Regions from separate parts of the Homo sapiens genome. Here all the other regions are linked to region 3. Evidence: chromatin loops called from intact Hi-C (ENCODE). Cell type or tissue: K562. All regions are shown on one strand. Region 1 overlaps DPYSL5 (dihydropyrimidinase like 5). Region 2 has its middle 27 kb from the start of ATRAID. Region 3 holds the start of DPYSL5 (dihydropyrimidinase like 5). Region 4 overlaps DNAJC5G (DnaJ heat shock protein family (Hsp40) member C5 gamma). Region 5 overlaps MAPRE3 (microtubule associated protein RP/EB family member 3). Region 6 overlaps DPYSL5 (dihydropyrimidinase like 5). Region 7 overlaps EMILIN1 (elastin microfibril interfacer 1).

Region 1 (4,000 bases), 77 kb before region 3:
CACACGAGACGGTAAGAGCCTCATGGTCAGAGCAATGAAACTGCATCCCCAAGGCCTGGGCTCTGGCCTTGGCCTCTCTGTGCCTGCCGGAAAATGGCTCATTAAGTTAAGCAGCACAAGCCCATCCGCTCCCCTTATGGAATCCCAAGTGTGTTTTCTTTTGGCATTGTGGGGAGCTAGGATGGTAGTGGGAGGGGTGCCCCACACAAGCAGGAGGCACTGCACCCCAACCAGCCCCTCTGCCTACAAGACCACTTGTGCCTTCTTCTGGGATCCCACCAGCACTGTTACCTTGGGTGCCCACCAGGTGATCCCCACGTGGAGGGCGTAATCACAGCAGACCTTGGGGTCGGCCAGACCTCGGCACTTCTCATAAGCGTCCACAAGGGAGGTCTCCTTGTCGGGCAGGACGTGGCCGATGATCATGGTGGTGCCTCCGACGAGTGCTGCCTGGGAAGACGGGAAAAGGCAGTCTCGTCACAGCCCTGCCTGCCCCCGAGTCAATGATGTGGTGAGACATGGTCCTCATGGTCCATTCAAAGACAGGCCCTGCCTCACAAGAGGCTGTGAGGACCAAGGGCAGCGAGGTTTGGGAAACTGTAAAGAGCCATGTGGAGGTGCGAGAGCCAGCGCGACCTTCATCATGACCACGGGTCCCCAAACCTGCTTCTTCCTCCGCCAGGGTTTCAGCTTGGCGCGCTGGAAAAACCACATCGTGGGTCACCCGACCTAAGGCCTATCTTCCCAATGAGGAGATTCTCTCCCCAAACGATTTTTAGCCAATTGACTCTATAGATAACATGATCAAATGTCTGCATGTAATATATAACATAATATAGTGTTGTATCATATAATAACATAATATTGATGGCATAATCAAATGTCTGTTTATATCATTTACTTAGTTACACACGTATATTTGAACCACGATATAGAAAATGTTAATTTGGATATATTGTTTTGTTTTATGCTCTCAAATTTCATGAAGCAATTTTGTTCAAACATTTTGCACGCATCTTCAACCTCAGGGTCTTTGTCTTCAGTTTTTCTAAGCATAGGGGCTTCATTTTCATCTATCTTGTTTGAGACAGGCATTTTTTAGATGCATGTGTGATTTATCAGTGAAAACGGATCCTATTCACAACTCCGCAAGATACCACTTTAAAAAGAAATTGTTAAAAAGCCTCACTCGCAATCATAGAGTGAACCCCCAGGAAAAATGACTAAATCTGTATTAGAGATTCCCCCACTCAACTTTTTAAAAGTGAATTTCATCAGGGGACTTCTGTGAAGTTCCAAAACTAGCATCGATCAAAGGCTATTTCAGGCTAATGTGTTGTTCCCAAACAAAACTTAAAATAGAATTAAAATAAGTGAGAGTGGGTGCAGTGGCTCACACCTGTAATCCTAGTACTTTGGGAGGCTGAGGTGGGTGGATCACTTGAGGTCAAGAGTTCAAGATGAGCCTGGCCAACATGGTGAAGCCCCGTCTCTACAAAAATACAGAAATTAGCTGGGTGTGATGGTGGGTGCCTGTAATCACAACTACTTGGGAGGCTGAGGCAGGAGAATTGCTTGAACCTGGGAGGTGGAGGTCGCAGTGAGCCAAGAATGCGGCATTGCACTCCAGCCTGGGCAACAAGGGTGAAACTGTCTCAAAATAAATAAATTAATTAAATTAAATAATTGAGAGTCCCATAACATGAGAGTCTTTGTGAGGGCTCTAAGACAAAGTGACTCTTTTTCTGGTGAGAAATGGTTTGAGTCCTTACAGTGCTTCACGGCTCCACGTTCAAGTCCCTGCTCTGCTCCCTCATGGTTGGAATAACCTCTGCCAGGTTACTTAACTTCTCTGGATGCAAAGTCTTTACCTACACAATAGGGTGGCTTCCTTGTTGGGTAGTTGTGAAGGTTAAGTAAAACATTGCTTATGGAACAGATGTGGTAAAAGTGTTGTCCTAACATGTGTGTTTAGTTACTCAGAACTTAGGTTTTTGTTTTTGTTTGAGACTGGGTCTCACTCTGTTGCCCAGGCTGGAGTACAGTGGTGCAATCATAGCACACTGCAGCCTCAAACTCCTGGGCTCAAGTGATCCTCCCACCTTGGCCTCGCAAAGTGCTGGGACTGCAGGCATGAACCACTGCACCCAGCCAGAATTTAGGTGTTTATCTGTTTTCTGTAGGGGAGAAAAAGAGCTCCATGAAATTGTCTTAATGGTTTCATGCTTCTCTATTCAGTTAAATCCTTGATCACAAATGAAAAATATTGCTGGGGAATAAGGGACTGAAAAAAAATTAGCTCAGTGGCCCAACAGCAATTAAAATGAAAACTCTCACAACCTTGATGTTCCATGACGCAGGCTGGGCCAGCGAGAATGTTCCCAGTCGTCCTGGGGAACTCAGTGGTTTGACTGCTTGCACAGCTTAAAGCAACCAACAGAGGGTGGTAGTTCTGTGGCACCTGCAGGAGCTGTGATGGGGGCGGCAGAGGAACCGGGAGAAGGAGAGCAGTGCAGATTGTAGCTTTACTAGCAGGCTTCTATTTCCGATTTTGCTGGATCGTGCCAGGCTGATTCATCCTCACAGCAGGTGGTTGTACTCTATTTTGTCCTGAAATGCATCTCTTGCTTTTACATGTGCACGTGGGGGTGTATATTGAGCTTTACACACTAAATTGTTTCATTTTTCTGTGGCTCTAGATTGCTTTCCTTTGCACTCCCACAGTACCTCTGCAGGCTTGGATAGGAAAAGAGGAACCTGGAAACAGCACAGTGAGATAAAAGAGCCAGGACCAGTCCTCATACTGTGGGTCCCAGGGCAAGAGGAGAAAAGGAGGATCATGTGCTGATTCTCTAAACACTCAAAAGTTAGATCAAGCTAAAAAACCATTACACAGAATATACTCTATCCTCCTACTCTGTCAAATACATCTTCATAAAGGCCAAAAGGGCCTGGCCCTTAGAATCCTCAAGTTCCTTAAAATTCTGAGCTACACTTCAGGGATAGTTGGCCTCAGCCTCTGTGCCTGCCCCCAGCCCACACGCGCCTATCCTGAATTGATCCTGCAGCCTGCAGACCTAAGCTCTGTCCACCTTCTGCAAAAATGCTGTCCTTGAGCCTGGTATGCACACATTGGTGGTCTGTCCCCCAGGAGGAGAGATTCGGGGTTTTGTAGGCTCTGGAATGCTCAGGGCTGTTTCTCAGGGAATTCTAGGGACCCAGAGTGTAGTTTAGGAATGGGTGAGTGGGGTCTGGGTAGACACAATCCCCAGACCTATGGGGCAGGGGTACAAGTTGTTGGAGGGCCCGAAGAGGACCCTAAAGTCCAGAGCCCTGGGAAGAGGCCCCTTTTGCCTGGGTCTAAGGACAGGAACTGAAAATAGTTCAGGAAGGAGTTGGAAGCATAGGAGGTGGTCTTGACTTTCCCACGTGTTGGTTGTAATCTAGGAGCAGCCACGTGCCCCCTGACCTGCACCTTACTTCTCAGGGGTCCCCAGAGGGTCAGGTGGCAATGGATGTGAGAGCATCTATGAGCTGGGAGGGGCATGCACATAAGTATCTGGAATAATTATTACCGCTGTTACCCCAAGGCCTCGAAACAAGAGTTTCACTGGATCAGCAAACTCTCCCCCAGCTGCAGGCTCGCAAGCCCACACCACACACTGATGTTCAAGCACTTGTTTCCTCTTAGGCAAGACATACATAGAGTTGGCTTTTTGAATATGTACCATTCCAACCCACAGGATGAATGCTGACAAGCTCTGTTTTCACAGGAAAGTGGTATCACAGATGTGACAGACCTTTTTAGTGTCATCCCCCACAAAACAGCCTTGTAGAAATCGGCAGCAAGGCACAGCCCAATTGTGTTCCCGAGGCTTTCAAAAGGATGATGTTTAAGAACATGTGATTGCTGAATGCTCATGACTTTTTACACAAAAAATGGTGTTGGTTAAGTACGCTGCAGAAGATCTTTAATGGAAGCCAATAAAAATGATGTTCA
Region 2 (4,000 bases), 340 kb before region 3:
GGATGGAGCATAGACTTGATGCTAAACCTCAAGAAATAAAGCCACGAACCACATATAGAAATAGCCAGATGAAGAAAACACCCGGAATGTTGAGCTGCCACCAAGAACTCTAAGCGGCAATTTGGACTGCTGTCAAGAACTTGACTGTAGCCACAACTGTAACTCATGCTGGTGCCACCAATGTCCCTTCTGCAGCAGGAACTTGCTTTGTAGCCCCTACTGCTCTCAAAGCTATAGCTTGTGGTGCACCCTTGCCAGCAAAATGGATGCCCTGCCCACGGCCCATTTCCTCCTAGGGACCACTTCTGATTTGGAGACTGGCAAAGGTGCAACTGGACAGATCCGGGGAGCTTCAAAGGAGACTGGAGAGTGACTTTTTCTAAAAACATTAGAAGCATTCCAAAGGAGCTGGTGAGGCAAGAAACATGACGCATGTCCATCACACTGTCTATCAATAGGATATTGGCTAATACCTTGTGGCACATCCATGCATCAGAACCCCAGGCAGCCCTTGAACAGAATGAGATAGTTTTAACAGTGATGATGTGTGAGAATCTCCAAGATTTGGCCAATGTGTATTATGTTCTACCATTGGTATTAAAAAGGGAGCTATACATATTTATATGGTTGTCCACATATACAAAACCCTAGAAGGATATGCAAGAATCTGATAATAATGGTTGTTTCTAGAGAAGAGAAAAGGGAGCCTAGAAGGGAAGGGAGACTTACTGGTGTGAATTCTATATATGCTGTGTATATATATAATCTATGCAAAATTTTTTAAAATAAAATGTTTGTGGCCAGGCTTGGTGGTGGCTCACACCTGTAATCCTAGCAGTTTGGGAGGCCAAGGTGGGTGGATCACCTGAGGTCAAGAGTTGGAGACCAGCCTGTCCAATATGGTGAAACCTCATCTCTACTAAAAATACAAAAATTAGCTGGGCATGGTGATGGGCGCCTGTAATCCCAGCTACTTGGGAGGCTGAGGCAGGAGAATCGCTTGAACCCAGTAGGCAGAGATTGCAGGGAGCCAAGATGGCACCATTCCACTTCAGCCTGAGCAACAAAGCAAAAACTCCTTCTCAAAAAAAAAAAAAAAAAAAGTTTGCCATATGTCAGAATTGTGCTGTTAAACATTTGATAAATCGCATTCATTTTAGAATGTTTAGAAATAAAACAAATGAACAGTGAGTACTATCCACACTGTGATCAAAAGTGACAGCACAGATGCCATAGATGCTAATGATATCTCAGGATCACCAACCCCAGCTTCTGGGCTAAAGGTTGCCCTTCTCATGTCTACAATTGTGAAACAGCAGCCATCTGTCCCACAGAATCGGCCTGCCTGGCTAGCACTTCCTCATGAAGCCAGTTCAGATCTCTGAAGCTGTCAATGACAGCAAGGACACTGAGAACTGTTAACAAGAACAGCCAATCCATCCTGTCTCCTGCCCACTTCTCAAAGTCTGTGGGAGGGTTTCTGTGATTCCTAAACCGTGAGAAGTTGAGAAAGACTCGTGCAACACTTTTGGGCCAGTGGATCTCATAATAAAATAATTTTGTTTATTTGAGTGAGATAAGTTTCTTTAGCCGAGTTCTGGATCTACTAACCACAGCAATTTAATACTTGTTGAGTGAGCTTCAAAAACTTTCAGCTAAATCATTGAGGGTGCTTTCAGCAGCACAAACAGAACACCCAAGTAAAAGTGACTCAAACAGTGAGGACATTCATTATTTCCCATAAAAGTCCTGGAAAAGAGAATTCCAGAGCTGCCTAATTCAGAAGTTCCACAATGTCAGAGTTCTGGCTCAGTCTCTCTGACTTTCTCGTGACTTTCCCTTCCCGGTGATAAGATGATCTCTGCTGTTCCCAGCACCATATCTTCACATGATGATCATTGAAGGCAGGAAGCATAAGGAACTTTCCACACACTCTCTCTGTTTTTAATCAGGGAAGAAAATCTTTCCCAGAAGCCCCTGGAAGATTTCTCCTCTGCTCCAATTGGTCAGAACTGTGTTATAAGCCCACTCCCAAACTAATCACTAGCAAGGAGGAGAGGATTACCACTTGGCTTAATCGAAGCTCATCCTCAGTGCCTGGGGTTGCCTATTCATTGTTTATCTGAAATTCAGTTTTAATTGGGCATCCTGTATTTTTATTGCTAAATCTGGCCAACCCTATTGGGGGATGCACCTCCATCTTTTCAAGGCAGTTCCAGTTTACACAGCCCAGCATTTTCACATGAGCCTAAGGGTGGCTAGTGTCGTGTGTGTGTGTGTGTGTGTTTCGGAGGCAGTGGTTGGGGGTGGGGTTGGGAGGGAGGCAGTGGGGGGAGATCCAAGATCATAGTTTTACAATATTACAGAATAAAATAAAAATTCTCAGAGTCAGCTGGCTAAGATGAACAGGGACAACGTTTTTAAAACTAAGATGTGTGTAGGGCATGTTACCAGTTTACATTTGTGCCATCCAAAATTTTAAAAACCACCACCTAATAATGTTCTTTAGCTTGGCTGCAGCACTCAAAGGAGAATGAAACACAGGCCAGCTGCTTCCTGAGACCCTGGAGTTATCTCTGTTTGGAAGACACTTAATTGAGTATGACTGCCTTTTCAAAGACCCCTTAGGATTGAAGATCAAGGTGCTGTAGAAATGATCAGGGGGAAAGAGAATGTTTCCTATGGGAGTCAATGCTATTTCAACACTATTTTTATGAGTTTCCATAAGGGGGTGATTACGATATAGGTAATGAAAAGGCATTTTTGGGTGCTGATTATATGTGTGAATACTGGGATGCTACTCATAGACATACAGAAACCCACAACTCTTTTGCCAGGTTGCTAGCTTACCACTGTCAGTGGGCTGCCCCAGCTCTCACAGCCCCCGTGTAAAACCACTTGTCTGTCAGACTGTGTGAACTCTGTTTCATCACAGCCCAAGTAGCACTGGCAATTCTGGCAGCTGGACTGGAAACCATGTGGCAATCCTTTTAAGTGTGTCTCCCTTGGAACAGAAAAATCCAATGGCTTTCATGGAGACAATTATTGGGAACGTGACTGGTAAACACCTATATTTTCTGTCAGAGAACCTGGCCCCAGAGATAAACTTATATGCATTCATGAGAAAGTAGTATTCGTTTGCTAAACTATATTTATGTTGTAGACTTGATTAAAGAAGAGCTTGTGTAAGTAAACACAAAAGACTGAATATGCATTTATCTGTTCCCTCCCAAATCCCCACTGTAATAACAGTAAAGAAATAAAAGGACCATAAACTCACAGGGTTAAAGAGAAGGGAAAAATATGACAGAAGTCAAAATATGTCAACACAATTTTGGAAAATGAAAGCATATGGGCTGTCTTAGTCTGTTTTGTATTACTATAACAGAATACCCGTGACTGCGTGATTTATCAAAAGAAGAAATTTATTTGGCTTGTGGTTCTGGAGGCTGGGAAGTCCAAGATTGAGGGGCCACCTCTGGTGAAGGCCTTCTCTTTTTTTGGCCTTGTCATTCCTATGGTGGAAGGCAGAAGGGCAGGAGAGTCTGTGGTTGCATGTTTGTGTGTGGTTGGGGAGGGAGAGGAGGAGCCAAGAGAGGGCTGAACTCGTTGATCTCATTTTTTTTTTTTTTTTTTTTTTGAGACAGAGTCTCACCCTGTCACCCAGGCTGGAATGCTGTGGTGCGATATCGGCTCACTGCAACCTCTGCCTCCCAGGCTCAAGCAATTCTTGTGCCTCAGCCTCCTGAGTAGCTGGGATTACAGGCGTGCACCATCATACCTGGCTAATTTTGTACTTTTAGTAGAGACGAGGTTTTTCCATGTTGGCCAGGCTGGTCTCAAACTCCTGATCTCAGGTGATCCTCCATGACCTCGGCGTCCCAAAGTGCTGGGATTACAGGCATGAGCCACCACACCCAGCCCTGAACTCACTTTTATAACAAATCCACTCTTGAGATAATGAACCCACTCCCATGATAGTGACATTAATCTATTCATG
Region 3 (4,000 bases):
CATCACCCACTCCTCCGAGATGCTGCGGCCGCGGGGGCCCGTGGCTCGGTCCGTCTCCGTCTCGCCGCGGCGCCGGAGCTGCGGGTGCTCGGGGCGGCGGCGGCTGCACGCGCGCTCGCTCGGGGGCCGCCTCAGCGCGCCCAGCGCGGGAGTCCAGAGTGGGGAGCGGGGGAGGGGCGCGTGTCGGGGGCTGGGAGCGGCCTCCGCCAATCACCGCGCGGCCGGCTCCTCCCGCCGCTCCCCACCTCAGCTAGCAGGTTAAGGGGAGGCGGGGACAGGCGGCGTCCCGCATCCTTGGCGCCGCGCGCCGCCGCCGCCTGGGGACTACAACTCCCGGCAGGCCCTGCTGCAGGGCCGGGGTCCGAGAGCGGACGGAGGGCGCGGCCGGAGAACTCACCGACCCCCCTAGCACCCGGCTCCGCGTTCCCTCGGGTTTCCATGGCGACTCAGGACACCACAAAGCCTGGACGCGCTGAGGCACGGGTCCCCAGGGAGGGCCGGGGGCGGTTCCGGAGGACACCCCGCCTCCCCTCCCCCAGCTGGATCCCACCCCAGGGGCTGAAACAATGCCGCGGCCGCCTCTCCCGGGCTGCGGCCGCGCTGCCCTCCGCCGCAGGACCCCGCCGAGGCCGCCTGGTTCGCGCCAAGACCCGCTCCGACGCCCGCGGGATTGCGGGATGCAAAGGGCCGGGTGGGCGTTATAGGAAAACTGTTCTCATGAACAAAGTGGACGGCCACTTGGGGCCACCGCAGTTCGCATCTGCACCCGGGGAGGTCTCGAACCCGGAGTGCGTTCTCTCCACTGAGAAGATTTTGCCCAGCGCCACGCGGGTGCTTCCCTGTCCAGAGCGCTCAGGCCCAGTGCCTGTCTTATTTCTGGCTTCTGTCAAGGGACAGCGAAGCCTTTGGAAATTATTTATAACCCAATTTACATTCGCTTCACCTGTTTCTTCATGTTTAAATACATACATAATTTACCAAAATAAACAAATCTAAAAAAGGAGAGGAAGGATCATCCCCGGTTTGTCCCACCTCCCTAGCTAATCCCGGTTCAAGCCTTTGCCATTGATCTGTGTTATTTTCTGCAGTTGTAATAATAGTTTGGATTAGTCATTTGCCTCTTTGCACTTAATGTCACTCCAAAGGCGTTGCGATGCGCGTTAAAATGCAGCATCAAGGACCTCCAAGCTGCAGCTGCAGAATCCCTCCCTCCCCGGGCTCCCCGGCGATCCGGTGGGGAGAGGAGTCCCCTGGCAGCCATGGCCTCGTGAGGTGGTTCTCTTTGCAGGATACTTTCAAACAAAATGGTGTTCACTACTCCGGGGGCGTGGAGGGGGTCCCCTCTCCCCATCTCAGCAAAATCTACCCGGGCGCAGGACCCGCAGAGCCCGCCAAGGCGGGGTTCCCTGCCGTCCTTCCCCAGAGAGCTTAGGGCCTGGACCAGGCCAGGCTGGCCTTTGAGGGATGCATTTCTGGATTACCCCACCCCTGAGTCTGCACTCCTTCTCCCCTTCCCAACTCCCGCCTGCTTGGTAAGCAGAGAGCAGGGAGCCCCCAGAGGAACCTCAAAGCATCCCTAACCCAGTGCAGCCCGGGATGTGGCTGTGAAAACTGCTCCAGCTTGGGGCACTGCCCTATGGATTCTCCAGGGCTTGCCCGGACAGGGATGTAGGCAAAATGGACTGGGCTTCAGGGAGGTGGCGTGGAGCTGCCAGCGGCCTCCCGGCGGCGGGGTTCCGAGACTACCGCGCGCGGGCGGTGCTGCGCTTTTTGCTTAAGGGAGAGAGAGCCCTCTAGTGACTGTAAATGTTTTCTGCAGCGTCTCGTAGACCTTAAATTTGGATTCTAGCATCTTAGCTTTCTTGGGCTACCTTCCCTAGTCAGCGAAACGGCTGCCTCTACGTCATCTGTCAGTTTAGGATATTGATAAAGGTTGCACCCAAACCGGGGGTTGCATATGTCCTCAGTCCTCGACTTCGGTTTGTTGTTGCTAACTTAGGCTCCGTTTCCTGGGAAGTAGAAAGAGCACAGAGCTGGGAGTCCCGCATTGCTGGGTTGGAATCCTTGCTCCTTCAGTTTCTGCCGACTTGACCTTGAGAAAGTGACTTACTCCATCTGACCCTTAGCTCCACCCAGAATACTGGGGTCATATACATTCTTTTAACCTTGTCGTGGAAATTAAATGAAGAAAGGTAGATAAAGGCCATAGCACATTGCCTGGCATAGTGTGCATGCAACAAATGCAGCTATTATTATTTATCCCACAGAAAGTGGTTATTGAACAGTGTGAGGGATATAAGAATATGTGACACTCCCCACAGTAACAGCCACAAAAGGCAATATGTTGTGATTTTTATTATAAAGCTCATATTACTACTCGGTCAGATAAAGTAGAATAAGAATTCAGACGAGAAAGAAAGCAGTTCTGCATAACACTGGGAGATGGAGGAGCTAGAATTTGGATTTCACCTGGATATTGATTTGATGGACAGTTCTAAGCAAAGGTCTGAGATTCTGGGGTGAAGGAGCAAAAGCTTATGGGTGGGGAACCCAAGCGGGTATTTGGAAGACAGCAGAAGAACCCACCATGTCTTGAAAGTCAAGTCCCTGAATGAGGGTGATGGGAAGAGAATGGGGATGGTGAGTTAGGCAGGGGTTGGGGGTCAGACCTCACAAAGCCCAGGGCTACTGGTTTTTATGAGTAAATGTGTTCTGAGTTCCCAACAGCCTTAACAAACTTCAGAATAAATACAAGTTAAAGACCACCATGAAAGGAGGAGGGAGGAAAATCGCACTGTCTGAACTCCTATTATGAGCCCGGGTCTATTTGGTGTTTTACAACACATCATTTAATCCTTGCTACTCCACACAGGAGGTAGCATTGCTCATTTCTTACAAATGAGGCTATCTGGATTTAGAGAGGTTAAACGATTTGCCTGCGAAGTCACACTGCTGTAAGCAGCAGAGCCAGGATTCCAAAGGACATCTGCCTGGTGCAAAGCTGAGCCCTTCCTGCTTCAGCACGTCCTCCCTGCCAGCCTCCAGAAGGCCGGATCTCCAGTGCAGAGAGAGCCTGTGACGGTGAGTGACCCTCAAGGAGAGCCTGTTGCCAAGTCATGGAACCCAGATGTTCCTTCCTCTGCAGCGGCAACCTGTTCCTCCTCGAAGTGCCCCCGGGAAAGGGGCTCTCCAGTATTCCCAGGAGCTTTGTATAATATTAAGTTTCCTCCTCATCCTTCTCTTTTCACCTTTTTTTGCTCCTTATACTTCTCAGTGACAACCCTAGTGTGGGGAACACATTGTGAAGTCTAGTTAGCCATTAAAAAAAAAAAGTGAGGCCAGGTGCAGTAGTTCATGCCTATAATCCCAGCACTTTAGGAGGTCAAGGTGGGAGGATCACAAAGCCCAGGAGTTTGAGATCAGCCTGGGCAATATAATGAGTCCTTGTCTCTGCAAAAAAATTTTAAAAATTAGCTGAGTATGGTAGCAAGTGCCTGTAGTGCCAGCTATTCAGGAAGCTGGGGTGAAAGCATCACTTAAACCCAGGAGGCAGAGGTTGCAGTGAACCCAGATTGCTCCAATGCACTCCAGCCTGGGTGACAGAGGGAGACCCTGTCTCAGAAAGAAAAAATAGGCCAGGCATGGTGGTGCATGCCTATAATCCCAGCACTTTGGGAGGCCAAGGCGGGCGGATCACCTGAGTTCGAGACCAGCCTGACCAACATGGAGAAACCCCGTCTCTACTAAAAATACAAAATTAGCCAGCCATGGTGGCGCATGCCTGTAATCCCAGCTACTCAGGAGGCTGAGGCAGGAGAATCACTTTAACTCGGGAGACAGAGGTTGTGGTGAGCCGAGATCACGCCATTGCACTCCAGCCTAGGCAACAAGAGCAAAACTCCATCTAAAAAAAAGAAAGAAAAAAAAATAGGCCGGGTGCGGTGGCTCAGGCCTGTAATCCCAGCACTTTGGGGGGCCGAGGCAGGTGGATCACCTGAGG
Region 4 (4,000 bases), 430 kb before region 3:
CCGTGAACACATCCCTGGAGCCACTCCAAGGACTCAAATTTGTTAGGAAATTGGGAGAAGGTGAGCTGGGCAGAAAGGACCTGAATGCCAGGGACCTATTTTGGGCACCCAGGGAATCAATCTCCAGGGAAATTTTAGAGCACTGACAAAGTCATAATCACAAGGCTCCGGGAAGCCTCTGACCCAGCTCCACAGTTGTCCAGGACTCCTACTCTCCAAGCCAGGCTTGCCCCACTTGTGAGCACTGGTCTTCTTTTTCTCCTACAAGTCTTCTCCACTTGATCTTAGGCAAAAGGCCAAGAAGCAATTTCTTTAGGCCTTTTTTCTCTACCCCAGACACAATTTGTCTTTTTTGGGCATAATATATGCCTTGGGATTGGATGAAAGCTCTTTTATTTACTGACATTCTTTAGCCTTTCTCCTAGTCCAGGGAGAGAAGTTTGAGGAATTAGTAGGCTGTGACCCTGAGTGGGTGGGAAATACACGGTGTGAGGAGGATACGAAACAGCAGCACAAAGAGGCAAGAGTGGGAAAAGAGTCCAGAAAGTACAATCTTTTCCAGATCACATATTTCATGCCCCTATTTTTAAGAACAAATTATATGTCAATTGGCCTGCATAATATGTGAAAAGGATGGAGGCAAGCTGGCACTGATGTTTGAACTTCAGTTAACCTACAGGACCAAGGCTAATGCATGCTGTGCTGGTAGCTGAAGTCCAAGGATAATCTAAAGATGGAATGACTACCCCTAAGCCTCAAATGCACTCGCAGTTTTCCTGAGTTGACTCATAGTGGCATGGAATGAGGCTGGCAATGCCAATGGCCGTGGGCACCAGAAGATGAAACCAACTCCATACAGGCGTTATTGGCTTAGGAATGAGGCTGATGCTAGGGGTTCTTGGTACACAGAGTTGCAACAAGGGAGAATTAATGGGTGCAGCAGCTCCAGGGACAGGATCCACCCTGCTCAGTTATCAGGCTCTTGGTGGTGATATCGCAAGGGGCTCAGGGATCCTACCAGCTGGCATTGGTTCCAATAACAAGGCAGACACAGGAAAAAGACTCTTCAGGAAAAATCTGCCACCACTGCCTGAGACCTCATAAGGGGAGGGAGGGGAGGGCTGCTTTCTGACGGAGTAAAATTGGGACTGCAACTGAAAGGAAGAGTAGCTGGGCAACCCCATACAGAGTTGTGGTACCAAGGGTAGAGGTGATGTCCTTACTGGGATCAACGTCATCAGTGCTTCTGAAGAGATTCTTGAGATCCTTATAAGAAGAGGGGTCAAATCAGGGTCAATGTCAGGACAGGGCTACTTGCTCCTCTCTTCAATGTGTCCAGGGGACTGGGCAGCAGAAGGCACCCTCACTGGGTCAGCACCTAGTGGCGGAAGAAGGTGGCGCTTTATTAATCAGAAGGAATAATTACCTAGAACTTAAAGCAAACCCCTACATGTAAGGATATAAACACATAGTCCATACTATAAGGATGTAAACTTTCTACTAATGACTCATCTGACGTTAGCTTACATGCTTTTCTTATCTGATAACTGTTGCTGCCTTTCGGTTTACATACCTCATCCTTCTTCATCTCTTAAAAATCATCTTCGCTATTTTCCTCGCTTCTAAAATCACATTTGGCTCCTATGATGGAATTATATATATGTTTACATATACAAACGTTTAGTAACTTTTCGTAGTGTACTGATGAGAAAACCGTTACCTTGCAGTTACTCATTAGCATCACCAGGTGGCGCTGGTGTCAAGTTCAATCAGCTTATAAAAGTTCATTTGGGGGGGAATGATCTCAGACTTTCCTTTTCTTTTCTTCCTCTTCCTCTTCCCCTCCCCCTCCTCCTCCTTTCCTTCTTCTTCTTCTTCTTTTTTGATACAGGGTCTCACTCTGTCACCCAGGCTGGAGTGCAGTGGCATGATCACAGCTCACTGTAACCTCAACCTCCCAGACTCAAATAATCCTCCCACCTCAGCCTCCCCTGTAGCTGAGACTACAGGTGTGCACTGCCATGACCGGCTGACTTCTGTATTTTTTTTTTTTTTTTTGTAGATACTGGGTTTCATGATGTTGCTGAGGCTGGTCTCAAACTCCTGAGCTCAAGTGATCTGCCCACCTTGGCTCCCCAAAGTGCTGGGATTACAGGCACAAGCCACTGCAACTGGCCCTTTCCTTTGAGTAGATGGAAAAAATTGCATCCCGCCAGGCACAGTGGCTCATGCCTATAAACCCAACACTTTGGGAGGCCAAGGCAGGTGGATCACTTGAGGTCAGGAGTTGGAGACCAGACTGGCCAACATGGCGAAACCCTGACTCTACTAAAAATAAAAAATTAGCCAGCTAATTTTTTAGTAATCCCAGCTACTCAGGAGGCTGAGGCAGTAGAATCGCTTGAACCCGGGAGGCAGAGGTTGCAATGAGCTGAGATCGCACCACTGCACTCCATCCAGCCTGGGTGACAGACTGAGACTACATCTCAACACCACCACCACCAACAACAACAAAACAACAACAACAAAAATTGCATCCTCAAATCTGTCTTAACCTAACTGTCCTCTCTAGACATACTCTCCCACCCCATTCCTTAGCTTAACAGGAGCTGACACTACTACCTTCAAACTGTCAGTTTGTCGTGTGATGCACAGAAACATATTGATCTTTTTTTTTTCTTCACTTTGTCCCAGTGCCAGACTTGAAGACTTGAAATTGTCATATTTAGGGATTAACCTGCCATTTTCACAGGTCTTTCTCACCCTCAACCATTTCTTTCTTTCTTTTTTTTTTTTTTTTTTGAGATGGAGTCTCACTCTGTTGCCCAAGCTGGAGTGCAGTGGCATGATCTTGGCTCACGGAAACTTCCGTCTCCCGGGTTCAAGCAATTCTCCTGCCTCAGCCTCCTAAGTAGCTGGGGTTACAGGCGCCCGCCACCACACCTGGCTAATTTTTGTATTTTTAGTAGAGACAGGGTTTCACCATGTTGGTCAGGCTGGTCTCAAACTCCTGACCTCGTGATCCGCCCGCCTCGGCCTCCCAAAGTGCTGGGATTACAGGTTTGAGCCACCATGCCCAGCCTCTTTCTTTTCTTTTCTTTTTTTTTTTTTTTTTTTTTTTTTGAGATGGAGTCTTGCTCTGTCTCCCAGGCTGGAGTGCAGTGGCGCGATCTCAGCTCACTGCAACCTCTGCCTTCCGGGTTCAAGCGATTCTTCTGCCTCCTCAGCCTCCCAAGTAGCTGGGACTACAGGTGGGTGCCACCATGCCCAGCTAATTTTTGTATTTTTAGTAGAGACAGGGTTTTACCATGTTGGCCAGGCTTGTCTCCAACTCCTGACCTCAAGTGATCCACCCGCCTCACCCTCCCAAAGTGCTGGGATTACAGGCATGAGCCATTGTGCCCAACCCCAATCATTTCTTTCATTCCCAATCCAGACATTTCTTACCTCACAGTCCCTGCTTGCAGTTCTCACCTGACCTTGGAGGCTGACTCTGGACATTCTGCTGATATTTTCTCCCACTATCCTGCTCAGGTGGTGGTTTAAGTGCTCCACAGCAAAAACAGCAGCAACAACAGAAACAGCAACAAGTGAGCAGAGTACACAGGATGACAAGTGTCTAAAAGGTAGGCGAGAATGGCCTCAGTCCAGCAGTTTTCTATATGACTGCTCAAGCTTCCCTCCCTCAATCCTCCTGGCACCCAGAAAATGAGACAACAGAAGCATTTGTCATAAGGAAAGGAAGGTCACCCTTCTTTCCTTATTCTTAAAGGACCTGGAGAATTGTGTACCTTGAACCAACAACTATTCAGAATAAAATAGTATCTGACGCCTTCTTCACCAAAGTGATCATACAGATATATTCCCAATGAGCCATGCTGGTCGTAAATTTTCCGCTTCTTAGAGTCGCTCAGTATGGCATGAGCTGCGTTGATCTCTTTGAATATTTCTGCTGCTTGAGCATTCCCTGGATTCTTGTCGGGATGATACCGCAAGGCCA
Region 5 (4,000 bases), 170 kb before region 3:
AAGTAACAGGAGGAGGAGTGGATGGGTGGATGGATGCTAAGCTTGCCGAAGGGGCAGAGTGGGTAGGGTCAAGGAAAGGGCATCTGATTTTGATGAGTATTATTTAGTTGTGGACTGCAAGAAATTGAAAAGATTTGTCCCTGTCCTCAAGGAGTTCATAATCTTATTGGGGAGAGTAATGCACACATGAGAACAGTATAACCAAATGCCCCAAAGTGTGCTAGAAACAGCAAGTGCCACAAGAATAGGGAAGGAGAGGGCATGCAGAGGTAGAGAGATGGATGTGAATGACCCCAGGGCCACAGTGGTCAGACTCTGCCAGGTCCCCAGGGAGGGTGCAGAGGACGGCCAGGAGCTGGTGCAGAGGGCACCAGCTATTCCGGGAACTGTCCAGAATGACTCTGCAGGAGTGTTCCACAGGCTCAGAGACTCATTTCCCTATGAGGCCCCTGGGGCAGAGTGATTCTGGGCCAGCTGTGGCTGACAGGCCTCAGAGGGGCTGATCTGGTCTTGGGTGGTTCTGGGGGCAAGGAGTAGTCTTAGGTTGGCCCTGGGAGTTTCCGAGCCACTTTAGGGACTTTGTTCTGCTTAAAGTGTATGAATTTCAAGGGGTGACTACTGAAGAAAAGGAAAGGCAATGGTCTTAGTCCAAATATATCCTCCAGTTTTTGATTGAAATCATTTGAGCCTCAAGGGTCTTCCAGCCTGGGGGCAGCTTTCCTGGTTCCACAGGATTGGACCTGCTAATGGTTCAGGCCTCTTCCATGCATTGCAGAGATTCTTTACTAGGAGAGTCCACTGGCTTCTCCTGCAGAGACTTCAAGAGGCTACAGTGCAGCCCAAGTGTGTGTGTGTATGATATATTATATATACATTATATGTTATATGCACATATTTTACACACACACACACACATAATTTTAAAGAATAGCCCAGATGATTCTGGTGCACAGCCCTGTATGAGAACCACAGCCTTCATTTGATATGCATACTTAGCTGTGATTTACTGGCTTTTGTTGCAATGGCAAAGGCTGGAACATTGGGATGTTCTGCCACTTATCTGGGGGGAAAATACTAGCCAGTCCTTGGCACACAGGGAAAATCTCCAGTTTCCCTGGAGTTTAGAACACAACTAAAGGCCTTGCTTTTAGGGCTCCCAAGAGTCACTAAGAGCCACATAGCGGCTTGAAAAATGCCCAGGTCTTCTCAGCATTGACCCAGTCTTGTCAATGCCTGATGAAGGGAGGGCATTTTCCATACCTTCGGTCTGACTCTAGGGTCCCATGAGTGGCAGCAGTGCCTGTGTGAAGGAAGCTGGAAAAAATGGCTCCTTTCAGGACCCAGCAACGAATCATGCTGTTACCCACTATGGGGCTTCTGGGGAAGCAGGTAGCTAGTAGCAGGAACACAGCTTCAGTCCCTACTCAGGACTCGCTCAGGTCCTCACAACTGGTGCTACACTCTGCCCTAATGGGGGTCCATTTGGCTCAGGAGGACTCATCCAGGGCACCCAGGGGTCTCTGCAGGAATTCTCTGCTGCACCTGCTAGGGCAGCATGAAGTAACAGCCTCCTTGTTTCCTTTGAGCAAACATCACATTGGGGAGGGCAGGATGCCCTTTTAATTTTCCTCTCGTAGCTTTGGCTCTGTAAGTAGAACTAAACATGGCCAGCAGGTGGCACCCAGGTCCTGAGCAAAAACTCCTTTAAATGTATCCCCCATCCCCCAAACCCCCTTTCCAGAGCTCAGTTTAGAGCTCAAATTGGGAGCCTCTAAAAGCTGGGCTGGCTGAGGGGCCTGGAGCATTGGGGCTGTTCTAAGATCCTGGACTGAACTAAGCCAGCCTCCGTATCCCCTAAAACCACAGTTTGAACTCACCAAAGAGGTCCAACTTCTGATTGGCTTTTGCATTGGGGGTTGACTTGGGCCTGGACTCACACCAGACCAGCTGCTGGGGGCAGAGGTGTATAAAGTATTTGCCCAAGCATCAGGGTCTAAGTGGACCAGCTGCCTCCAATTACAGCAAAGACATAACCTGCCAGGCGCGGTGGCTCACGCCTGTAATCCCAGCACTTTGGGAGGCCGAGGTGGGCGGATCATGAGGTCAGGAGATCCAGACCATCTTGGCTAACACGGTGAAACCCCGTCTCTACTAAAAATACAAAAAATTAGCCGGGCACAGTGGCGGGCACTTGTAGTCCCAGCTACTCAGGAGGCTGAGGCAGGAGAATGGCGTGAACCCGGGAGGCGGAGCTTGCAGTGAGCCAAGATAGCGCCACTGCACTCCAGCCTGGGCAAAAGAGCGACACTCCATCTTAAAAAAAAAAAAAAAAAAAAAGACATAACCTGACGAAACTCTTAATAATAACACACTTGTTCCCAAGAGCTCCTTCACCTCCCCGGAGAGAATGGTAGGTAGCCACTCGGAGGGGGCAGGCTCTGTCCCAAGAGATGTAGTAGCAGTGTCTTCCAACCCCATCCACATGTTTCTACCATGATCTTTGGCACATGTGACTGTCAGGAGAAACAGACCCTGATTGGATTGTGGCATGTCATCATCCAGGCGGATCCCCATTCGAGGATCAGACCGACAACGTGGCTTTGGGGAAAGCCTGCTCTGAAGGGCCTCGACTCCTGCTATCAGGAATGGAGCCAAGGGAAAGAAAAGTTGAGGAGGTTTAATCTGGTGATTTTGCTGAGTCATTTCCTATACTAGGACTGTAAGGTTCATGGTGCATTCACAGGCAACTGGGAAAGGCAATTACAGCTCTCATTGCGGGAGGGGAAGCTGCTGGTCATTCTGCAGACTGAGGCCTTAAAAATGGTCATCAAGACCAAATCCCACTAACCCATGGTCAGAAGGGTTTCTAGAGACCATCTGCTTCCTTCCCAGGCGATTAGGACTGCACTTAGATCTAGGCACTTATATTCTTAAATCATAAAGATGGCCAATAAGTCTGCACAACTGAAATTTCACATTCTATTATTTAATGACCTTATCACCAGCCTAAATCTAATTTTGGCTTTTTGTTTTTAAATCTGTCTTCCACAAATATGTCTTAAGGGTAATTTAGGGGCCCTCAGTCTTCTCTAATTCTCTAGAGCTCTTTTTACCCCAAGTTTAGCCCTGTTCTGGCTGGTCCCTGGAAGAACCCCCTGCAGTTTCCAGGCCTCCACCCTCTGCCCAGCGTGGCTATGAAAGACACACCAGGTCTACCAGTCCTGAAGGAGGTGGCCAGCATGCCTCCAGCAAGCTCCAGAAAGGTAGTGCTTAAGAACACTAGATCTCCAGGCACATCAGGTGGGTTCAAATCCTAGTTGTACCATGTCCTAGCTGTCTGACTTGACTTTAGGTCTCAGTGTCCTCATCTATAAAGTGAGGACAGTGACAGCTCCCACCTCACAGAACAGTTATGAGGATTAAGTGAGCCATGTGTACACAGTGCTGAGCACAGAGCCTGACATTCAGTATGTATTTGGCAAGTGCTGTCAGCATCGCGGGGACAGACAGTGAGAATCTAAGGGCATTTGTTCGAGGAGTAGGTGCCTGACACACAGCCAGCCTCTGGTCTCAGACCATGGAAATGCCAGTCCAGAAAGGAGACAGACTACAGAACTTTTCTCTGCTGCTTTGCCTTGAGACAGCCACATGGGCTTCCCAAAGCTGGGCTCTGACCACAATCCCTCCCCAGCTCCAGATTTCCCATATAGCCTGCTTTGTAGACGCCATCCTACCGGCCAAGACAACTGGAACAGATGCTGTGGGATCAGAAGAGAGAGAACTCCACAGAGCCAGCCAACACGTTTCCCGTTCCTGAAGTGGGACTATGCCCATTGTCACTGGGCTACCCCTTCCTGCCCAGGCCCGGGGGCTGAAGTCACCTGTTTGGAAAATCTGCAAAATTGCTACCCCTACCCCTGTGAGTCACACATCCAGGTTATTCTGGGCTTGCATGGAGGCAGTATGTGCAGGTGGGGCTGAGGGGTTCTGAGGGGCTGGG
Region 6 (4,000 bases), 96 kb before region 3:
ACACCATCAGAGCTGAGTGATACAACCATGGCCTCCCTGGGGGCCGGTGGGACATTAGACACTGCCACTCTGCCCAAGACCCAAATCACTGCAAGTGACCAAGGCTTCTTAAACATTGAGTCCAGGGGCTGGAGTTTTCTCATACCTCCTAAAGAGCATGTGCATATGTGTACATGTGTGCATGCGTGCATGTATGTGAGTGCACATGTGTGTGTGCATGCATGTGTATGGGAGAGATACTGGCTCCCCCTCAACACTGATGGAAGCCTCACCGAGGTAGCAGGTAGACATCTGAGGAAGTCAACTTTAACCAAATTTTTCTTTTCTTTTTTTTGAGACAGAGTCTCACTCTGTCGCCCATGCTGGAGTGCAGTGGTGCGATCTTGGCTCACTGCAACCTCCGCCCCCGCAAAGTGATTCTCCTGCCTCAGCCTCCCAAGTAGCTAGGATTACAGGCGCCTGCCACCGTGCCTGACTAATTTTTGTATTTTTAATAGAGACGGGGTTTCACCATCTTGGCCAGCTGGTCTTGAACTCCTGACCTCGTGATCCACCCGCCTCGGCCTCCCAAAGTTCCGGGATTACAGGCGTGAGCCACCATGCCCAACCGGAAGTCAATTTTAGAGAGCGCCCTCCCACACAGCGCAACGTTATTCCCCACCTTAGGCTCCCACGAAGCCACACCCTTTACTGGTCTGACAACTCTGAGGGAACAGAGGCTAAACACAGCCCCATCTGGAGATGAGAGGCCCCCAGTAGCAATACTAGCTAATTCTGTACTCACAAAGGCAGTAGAGTTAGGAGTCTATATTCTACAACCAGACTGCCTAGGTTCCAATCCCAACTCTGTCACTTGTAAACTGTGTGGCTTTGTGCAAGTTACTTTTCTGTGCCCATAATACTATACCTACATCAGAGAGTTGCAGGAGAGCAGACGAATTAATATGTGTAAAGCTGTTCCAACTGCTCTGGCACATGAGAGGCAACACAGAAGTACGAGCAGTTATTACTGCAGAGGTCATTTATGGTCCTACATCGTATTAAAAAGTGTTATTGGGCCGCGCACAGTGGCTCACGCCTGTAATCCCAGCACTTTAGGAGGCCGAGGCAGACGGATCACTTGAGCCCAGGAATTTGAAAGCAACCCGAGCAACACGGTTAAACCCCGTCCATCTCCACAAAAAAGTAAACATTAGCTGAGTGTGATGAGTAAGAGACCCTGAGTTTGCTTTTGGATTTAGCCCTGCGATCACGAAAGTCACGCTTTCTTCATTCAGGCAGCCCAAGCCTGCGCTCCCACGGCAGACCTGGCAGTGGATTTCTTCACTCATTGGCCTCTGGGAGAGAAGGGTCCTTGGTTTCTCTGAAAGCTCTGAGCCCTCTCGTGTGCTCTGTGTGCCAGCAGTGTGGGCCTCCCGTGTTCAGGTGCCTGCTCCTCCTGTGCTTCAGACAATGCTTTGCAAATGCCAGCTCTACCCCCCGCTTGCTTCATCAAGAGTGGGAGGGAGCCGAGCCAAAGCAGCATCTCCAGCCCCCAGCACCTCCTCCACCCCAAGCCTGCGTATCCAGAGGAGCTCAGCGGTCGCACACACTCACATTTCCCACTTGTGCCCTCAGCAACTCAGGAGCCCTGCTGCCTGACCACTTAAAATGCCACTTGGTAATCAAAGACGGGGAACAGAAATCAGCATTTTCTGACTCTAGCGTTCCCTGGCGCTGCCGCACACTCCCCTCTCAACGCTGGAGAAAGTGCAATGGAATTGGGTCGAAAACTGGAGTGAACATCTCTTTGAGATTTAAAACAGTCATGGAGGATGTTCCCCGGCAGGGGGCGCCAACACCCCTGCATCTTCCTCCTCCCACCTCACCTTCTCTCTCTGGACCAGCTTCTTGTAGACAGTGTCTGGGAAGGACCTCAGGGGACAGAACTTGCCGGTGCCCTCGGCGCACATGAAGACGCCGTTCTCATACACGACGCGCCCCCGGCTGATGGTGACCAGTGGCACGCCGTGGCAGCGCATGTTCTCATACAGGTTGAAGTCTCCTCCCTGGACCTGCGTGCTGGCTGAGATGGTCCTGGTGGGGAGGCAATGGCGGGAGAGAAAGCGCTGAGGACAGGTCAAAATGTCACAGCTCCATGGGAGGGGTGAGCCCCAAAGGCTGGTTGTTATGGGTTGAATTGGCTCCCTTCAAAATTCTTCTGCTGAAGTTCTAACACCCAGAACCTCAGAACATGGCACTATTTAGGGCCTTTAATGTAATCATTAAGATAAAGTGAGGTCATATAGGTGGGCCCTAATCCAGTCTTATCGGTGTCCTTATAAGAAGAGGAGACAGACACACCAGACATGTGTGACACGGAAGAAAGACTGTGTGAAGATGGAGGGAGAAGATGGCCAACGGTAGGCCAGGGCCATATTTTGTGCTAGAAATAGTGCAAAATTATATGCTTTTGGAGATCTGTAATGCAAGTCTTCTTCAAAATCCCAAGCCCCTCTAGCCCTGGGGACGAGCAACAAACTTTACTTTGTGGCTTCTGGGTCCCACACCACCACATCAGCATCGGCTCCGGGAATAATGCGGCCCTTGCGGGGATACAGGTTCAGAAGCTTAGCTGCGTTGGAACTGGTAACGGCCACAAAACGGTTCTCATCCATCTTTCCTCCAACCTGAAATGTTGCAGAAAGTGTCAAGTCAACCAGGCTCTGGGGGTGGGTCTCAAACCCTTGGTCACCTTTGATGCTGGCCCATGGACTTAGGGCTTAGGTGGTCAGGACAGTGGTCACAAAGGGACAAGGCCATGAGCACCATCTCAGATGAGCCAGCCTGCTTGGCTGGGTCCCAGTTGCTCACTTATTCCTTTCTCCCTTCACCCAGCAACTATGGTGAGTGGCCGTGGTTCCATTCAGGCTTCCTGCCCGGGGGCAAATCTGCCTCCTGTTTGTAAAACCAGCTCTGCTCATGTGCCCACACGGATGAGTCAGGAACCTCCCTTCATCTACTAAGGGTGATATTTTCAAAGGGTTATATATGCTCTAGAAAAACATCTTATTGCCCCACCCATGAGAGTACTATGGACTCTCTTCAAGGGGATTTCCTGAGCCATCTCCTTGGCCTTCCATGAGCTTAGTCTTGAGAACTTCAAATCTCTTTGGGGCTCATACTATTTTAGATCTAATCTGAGATAGATCAAGACCAAAAATACTTATTCTTCATGTGCGGAACAGGTGGTATTCAAATGAAGTCCCAGTTCTTATCTTTTCTGAAAGCAATTAGACAAAATATATCAAATCAAGAGCCTTAAAAATGTTCACATCCCTTGGCCTAAAAATCCACTTCTAGGATGCTGTCTTAAGGAAATAATCAGAAATAATAATCAGAGGCCGGGTGCAGTGGCTCATGCCTGTAATCCCAGCACTTTGGGAGGCCAAGACGGGCGGATCACGAGGTCAAGAGATCGAGACCATCTGACCAACCAACATGGTGAAAACCCGCCTCTATAAAAAATACAAAAATTAGCTGGGCATAGTGGCGCACGCCTGTAGTCCCAGCTACTCGGGAGGCTGAGGCAGGAGAACCGCTTGAACCCGGGAGGCGGAGGTTGCAGTGAGCCGAGACAGCGCCATTGTACTCCAGCCCGGGCAACAGAGGGAGATTCTATCACACACAAAAAAAAATAAATAATAATAATAATAATAATAATCAGAAATGCTGACACACACTCCTGAACAAAGAGGTTCTCCTCAGCATTATTTGTAAGTGCAAAAATTAGAAACAGCCGAAAGTCCCAAACATCAGGGAAGGATTAAATAAAGTATGGTACTTTCATTGGAGAAAATATCATTCAGCTCTGAAAAAAGATGTTTTTAAAGAATTTTTACTGATATAGGGAGACACTCAGGGTATAGTGTTATATGAAGAAAAAAAATCCTGGTTAGTATAGCAGTTGGTAAAAGAAAAAAATATGAAGCCAGTTATTAAAATAATGTATAGCTGGGTG
Region 7 (4,000 bases), 240 kb before region 3:
CAGAAATGATACGGTCCTTGGTTGCCCCCAGGTCAGCCAGATCAGCGCCCTGGCCCTCCACAGTGGTCTGGAGCTCATTCAGTGAGTCATTGAGGGAGCTGAAGCTGAGAATAACCTCAGAGAGCTCTCCTTGCAGGGCCTGCAGGGCTGAGCCTGAGCTGCCCCCAAACACGCTGAAGCCGTCCAGGGGCCCACGGCTTGGGCCCCCAACACCTGGACCAGCCCCAGGACCCCGAGGAGGCAACAGGGGGCAGGAGCAGCGCTCCACACCATCCCGAAGGCGGCCTAGTTCCTCTTGGACTCCGCCACAGGCCCCACAGCCCTCATCCCCATGGGCCTGCAGCAGCCCCTCCAGTTGGCCTAGCCGGGCCGCAGTGAGATTCAGCCGTAGTGTGAACTCTGCAGCTGTCTCATCCTGGGCATCCACACGATCCTGGAGCCGGCCCACAACCTCTTGTAATCCCTCCAGCGTGGCCTGCCGGGCCTCCCCCGCTGCTTCCACCGTGTGCAGGCCGGAGCCCACCAGCCGCAGCTGCCCCTCACTGTCCAGCACCCTGCGCTCCAAGGCACTGAGGATCTCGCTGACTTGAGAGTCCTGCTCCCCAGGGGCCCCAGAGCAGAGCTGCCCGCATGCCTGCATGGCCCCTGCCACCTGCTCCTCCAACAGATCCAACCGCCCCCCCAGCTCCCCGCTCACATTGGCCAGCAGCCCCCCCAACTGCTCTAGTCGGCCCCGGGCAGCAGGCAGCCAGTGGCTCAGCCCCCCAGGAGCCCCAGGCCAGCTCTCCTCCTGCTCCTCCGAAGGGCCCAGGGTGGAGTTGAAGCGGTCCTCCAGGCGAGACAGGCGGGAGGCCAAGCTGGTGTAGCCTGGGGGGTGGCCTCCCTGCCCCGCGGCTCCTCCCAGCTCTGTGCCTCGCCGCCCACTCAGCACTGTCACTGAGCCGGCCACGACATCCAGCCTGCGCTCCAGCTCTGCCAGTCGCCGGCCCAGCTCTGGAGAGCAGCATTCCTGAGGGGGCCTGCGGCCCACCGCCAGCCCTGCGAGGTGCCGTTGCCGCTCCTCCACCGAGGCCAGCAGCTTCTCCATCGCTCGCAGCCGCTCCCTGTCCTCCTGCTGCTGCCGGCGGAAGCCATCTAGCCCGGCCAGGCACACGGAGCAGGACTCCTGCAACCGCTGCTCCAGCTGCCGCAGCAGCTCCTCACTGGGGCCCGGAGGGGCTGAGGCTGGGGCTGGGGCCCTGCTGCCCCCACTGCTGCTGCTGCCGCCATGATGGTTGTTGAGGTGACCCAGCTCCTGGTCGTGGGTGGAGACGCGGGTGTCCAGGAGCTGCAGCTGGTGCTGGATCTCATTGAGGGTTTCATGCACCCCAGGGCGGGCAGCCGCGTCAGCTGGCTGCTGCCTCCCGTTGAAGGCCGTCTCCACAGCCCTCTGCACATCCTCTGCCAGGCGCCCGCTCAGTCCTTGCAGGACGCCCCGCAGGCCTTGCAGCTCCTTGGTCAGGCTCTGCACCTGTTCCTCCAGCTGCTGCACCTTCTCTGACTCCCCAGGACCTGAGGAGAGGGGAAGGCAGAAGGCAGAGGGGCTGGACCCCAGAGCTCAAGGCCCCTGCTCACCCCAGCTCCAGCAAGGGTCAGATGCCCAGGCTGGCTCTGCCTCTCCTTTGGGTGATTTTGGCAAGAGAAAAAAAAAGAAACTCCATTCACTGAATGCCTCTAGGCCAAATATGAACCATGGCTCTGTTCTTCAATAACTCCCCTGGGGAGATACCATGAACTCTTCCCATCATATAGGCTGGGAAACTGGACCAGAGATATTAGGTGCCTGGCCATGGATCACAGGTTTAATAAATGGCAGTGCTAAGTTTCAAACCCAGACCATCTATCCAGCCCCCAGGTCCATGTCCTTTCCACCTGCCCAGAGTGCCTCTTAACTTCTTGGAAACTCTTTCCTCTTCTGCGAAAGGATAATGACACTCTTCTGTCATGGGGCTGTCAAGAGGGGCGAAATGGGAGTGTAGGGAGGCACTCTGGATGCCACAACAGTAGCTACCACTGGGTGACACTTCCCTGCAACACCACGGGGACAAAGAAGAGGCTCTGTGGACGGTGAGAGTTGGCCAGGAGTTCCTGTTTGCATAATTATAGTAAGGCTATCTCGGGGCAGGGAAACAGCACATCCGGTGTGCAGCACGCAGGAGGGAAGGCAAGCCACAGGAACTGCTGCATGCTGGGACCTGCGGTCTCCAGAGGCCACGGAGGGGTCTGGGATCTGTAGTCAGGTGCAATGCATGCTAGGATTTGTAGTCTCAACTGTCTGTCCCCACGGACCAAGCTTCTCAAAGGAATGCCCCTTTCTCCTGCAGCTGTTTGAAGGATCTTGGCCACATGGGGCGTGTGCGAGCACCTTCTCTTTTTTGGCCTTCTTTTTCTCAGTCTCTCCATCTTTTGCGTGCTCTCTCCCTCTCTCTCACACAGACACACAAATACACACACACACACACACACACACACACACACACACACACGGGCAGGGAATCTCTGCGATCTCACTAACCCTTCTGCCCCTCTCTTCTCTCTGGCATAGAGCACGGGGGACTCCCCCAGCAGCCTGGCCCCACATTTCCCATTGCATTGGATCACCATTTGGAACTTGCCACCCTCGCAGCAGCTCCCACACTCACCTTCTCCCCCCAGTCCACTGAGGGGGCTGCCTGCACTGGAGCCAGAGAGGTTGGGGCGGGCAGGCCGGGCCAGGGGCCGTGGTGTGGAAGACGCAGGCCCCAGCGCTGGAGCGGGACTCTCAGCACAGTCATCGCCCCCATAACCCTGACAGCACCTCCACTCCATGTCGGTCACTGTCTTGTAGGCCACACGGTAGCGAGGGCGGAGGAAGCGGCGGTACCTGGCAGAGGCAGAAGGAGGCCTCTTTATTCCTCCCTGTACGGTCAGTGACCCTGGTCCCTGTCCTCAGGGGTGGGCAGCTGCTGGTGGGCATGGCCTGTCCCTCAGGCTGGGTCCCTCTTACTGTCCAACATGTGGCCTTGCTTAGCTGACAGCTGTCAGCTTTTTGGCCAAGGGTTAAATCCCTGCTCTTCCTTCCCTTGCCCTGTGCTGGAACCTTGAACTCCTCTGCTTGAGCCTGAGCCATCCCAGAGAAGGCATCTGGGGCTGGCGCGTGAGGCAGGTTTGCCCTCAGTCTCCCACCAGCCAAACTGTTGTCTCAGTATCTCCTCAAAATGGCTGTGACCCTAGCCCCTGTCCTGCCCTTGCTCCCTGCTTCATACAGACTCCCTGAGTCAGCCACCCACCATCTGCCCTCGCCCAGTTCCCACCAAGGGCCCGTTGCCCGGCCCTGGGACTCACATGATGCTTTGGGGACACTGGGGCTGGCCCCAGGCACAAGGCTGGTACTTGACATATGTCTCCACTCCATCCTCAAGGACACAGCTCACTGTCCGGGTCACCACGTAGGCACACCAGTTCCTGTAGGTACAACCCCCTCTGGGTCCAAGGACCAAAGATACATGCCCTGGAGGAGGGCCCAGGGGCTACCAGAGGGGCTGAAGAAGGCTCCAAAGATGCAGAACCCTTGGGGATCAGTGAGAGCAAGGGCTTTGGCATCGCCACCCTCCCTATCCCCCACGCTTTCCTGTGTAGCAGGAGCAGATAAAGACTTTTCAAGATGGGGAGACGCGCAGAATGGAAAACCACAGAGCAGTCAATCCTCATGGTGGTGGGGTCCCGGGGAGCCTCTGAATGTACACAATCATGTGTGTCCCTTTCTGGGCCTGTCTCAGTCCCCAGATTGGCATGCTGTGTGCGCATAGCCAGCCCGGGCCCTGTGGGTGATCTGAACACTGGCTTCCACCCCACCCCTCCAGGAGAAGACGGGCAGGCCAGCTTGGGGTTAAGTAGAGAATAAGCCATTGATGAGCCTGCCCCTCTTGGGGATTGCAGTTCTATACTCCTGGCCCCATTCACTCCGGCCTCTGATCTGTGT

The links. Hi-C counts contacts between places; a loop is a spot of excess contacts. Peaks named below come from ENCODE experiments on the same cell type or tissue, not always from the same donor. Only the 100,000 strongest peaks of a DNase experiment are listed, where the experiment ranks them.
Region 1: it touches region 3 in a loop (3-fold over the local background); 65 of 110 quality-filtered maps call a loop at or near these places.
Region 2: a loop joins it to region 3, with 2.8 times the contacts of the local background. A loop is called at or near these places in 3 of 110 quality-filtered maps.
Region 4: it touches region 3 in a loop (4-fold over the local background); 12 of 110 quality-filtered maps call a loop at or near these places.
Region 5: it touches region 3 in a loop (9-fold over the local background); 55 of 110 quality-filtered maps call a loop at or near these places.
Region 6: a loop joins it to region 3, with 6 times the contacts of the local background. A loop is called at or near these places in 101 of 110 quality-filtered maps.
Region 7: a loop joins it to region 3, with 8 times the contacts of the local background. A loop is called at or near these places in 8 of 110 quality-filtered maps.

The regions. Positions count from the first base shown.
Region 1 is chr2:26,921,337-26,925,336 of GRCh38, reverse strand. DPYSL5 (dihydropyrimidinase like 5) reads right to left here. Exons shown (of 13, transcript NM_020134.4): 3 at 292-450. Among named protein-coding and RNA genes, the nearest start is that of MAPRE3, 47 kb to the left of the region's middle. In K562, a CTCF peak has its summit at 2,437 (motif pointing right); a DNase peak (open chromatin) is centred at 2,456; H3K27me3 peaks cover 2,118 bases.
Region 2 is chr2:27,183,252-27,187,251 of GRCh38, reverse strand. No RefSeq gene overlaps it. Among named protein-coding and RNA genes, the nearest start is that of ATRAID, 27 kb to the left of the region's middle. In K562, no CTCF peak of the experiment used is centred here; no DNase peak of the experiment used is centred here.
Region 3 is chr2:26,844,265-26,848,264 of GRCh38, reverse strand. It overlaps DPYSL5 (dihydropyrimidinase like 5), which reads right to left and starts at 133. Exons shown (of 13, transcript NM_020134.4): 1 at 11-133. In K562, a CTCF peak has its summit at 1,794 (motif pointing left); DNase peaks (open chromatin) are centred at 234 and 1,754; H3K4me3 peaks cover 667 bases; H3K27me3 peaks cover 3,720 bases.
Region 4 is chr2:27,277,807-27,281,806 of GRCh38, reverse strand. It overlaps DNAJC5G (DnaJ heat shock protein family (Hsp40) member C5 gamma), which reads right to left. Exons shown (of 7, transcript NM_173650.3): 4 at 3,792-4,000; 5 at 3,475-3,619; 6 at 1,574-1,641; 7 at 308-1,378. The coding sequence ends at 1,592. Among named protein-coding and RNA genes, the nearest start is that of TRIM54, 2.6 kb to the left of the region's middle. In K562, CTCF peaks have their summits at 1,352 (motif pointing right) and 1,747 (motif pointing right); DNase peaks (open chromatin) are centred at 1,436 and 1,772.
Region 5 is chr2:27,014,719-27,018,718 of GRCh38, reverse strand. The region is part of intron 1 of MAPRE3 (microtubule associated protein RP/EB family member 3); the gene reads right to left. Among named protein-coding and RNA genes, the nearest start is that of MAPRE3-AS1, 2.1 kb to the right of the region's middle. In K562, CTCF peaks have their summits at 1,672 (motif pointing right) and 2,876; DNase peaks (open chromatin) are centred at 1,708 and 2,708.
Region 6 is chr2:26,940,619-26,944,618 of GRCh38, reverse strand. It overlaps DPYSL5 (dihydropyrimidinase like 5), which reads right to left. Exons shown (of 13, transcript NM_020134.4): 10 at 2,527-2,669; 11 at 1,869-2,076. Among named protein-coding and RNA genes, the nearest start is that of MAPRE3, 28 kb to the left of the region's middle. In K562, a CTCF peak has its summit at 1,825 (motif pointing right); a DNase peak (open chromatin) is centred at 1,848; H3K27me3 peaks cover 512 bases.
Region 7 is chr2:27,079,634-27,083,633 of GRCh38, reverse strand. It overlaps EMILIN1 (elastin microfibril interfacer 1), which reads right to left. Exons shown (of 8, transcript NM_007046.4): 2 at 3,364-3,483; 3 at 2,682-2,902; 4 at 1-1,551. Among named protein-coding and RNA genes, the nearest start is that of EMILIN1, 3.0 kb to the right of the region's middle. RefSeq lists an enhancer at 2,056-2,315. In K562, a CTCF peak has its summit at 2,378; DNase peaks (open chromatin) are centred at 883 and 2,263; H3K4me3 peaks cover 480 bases.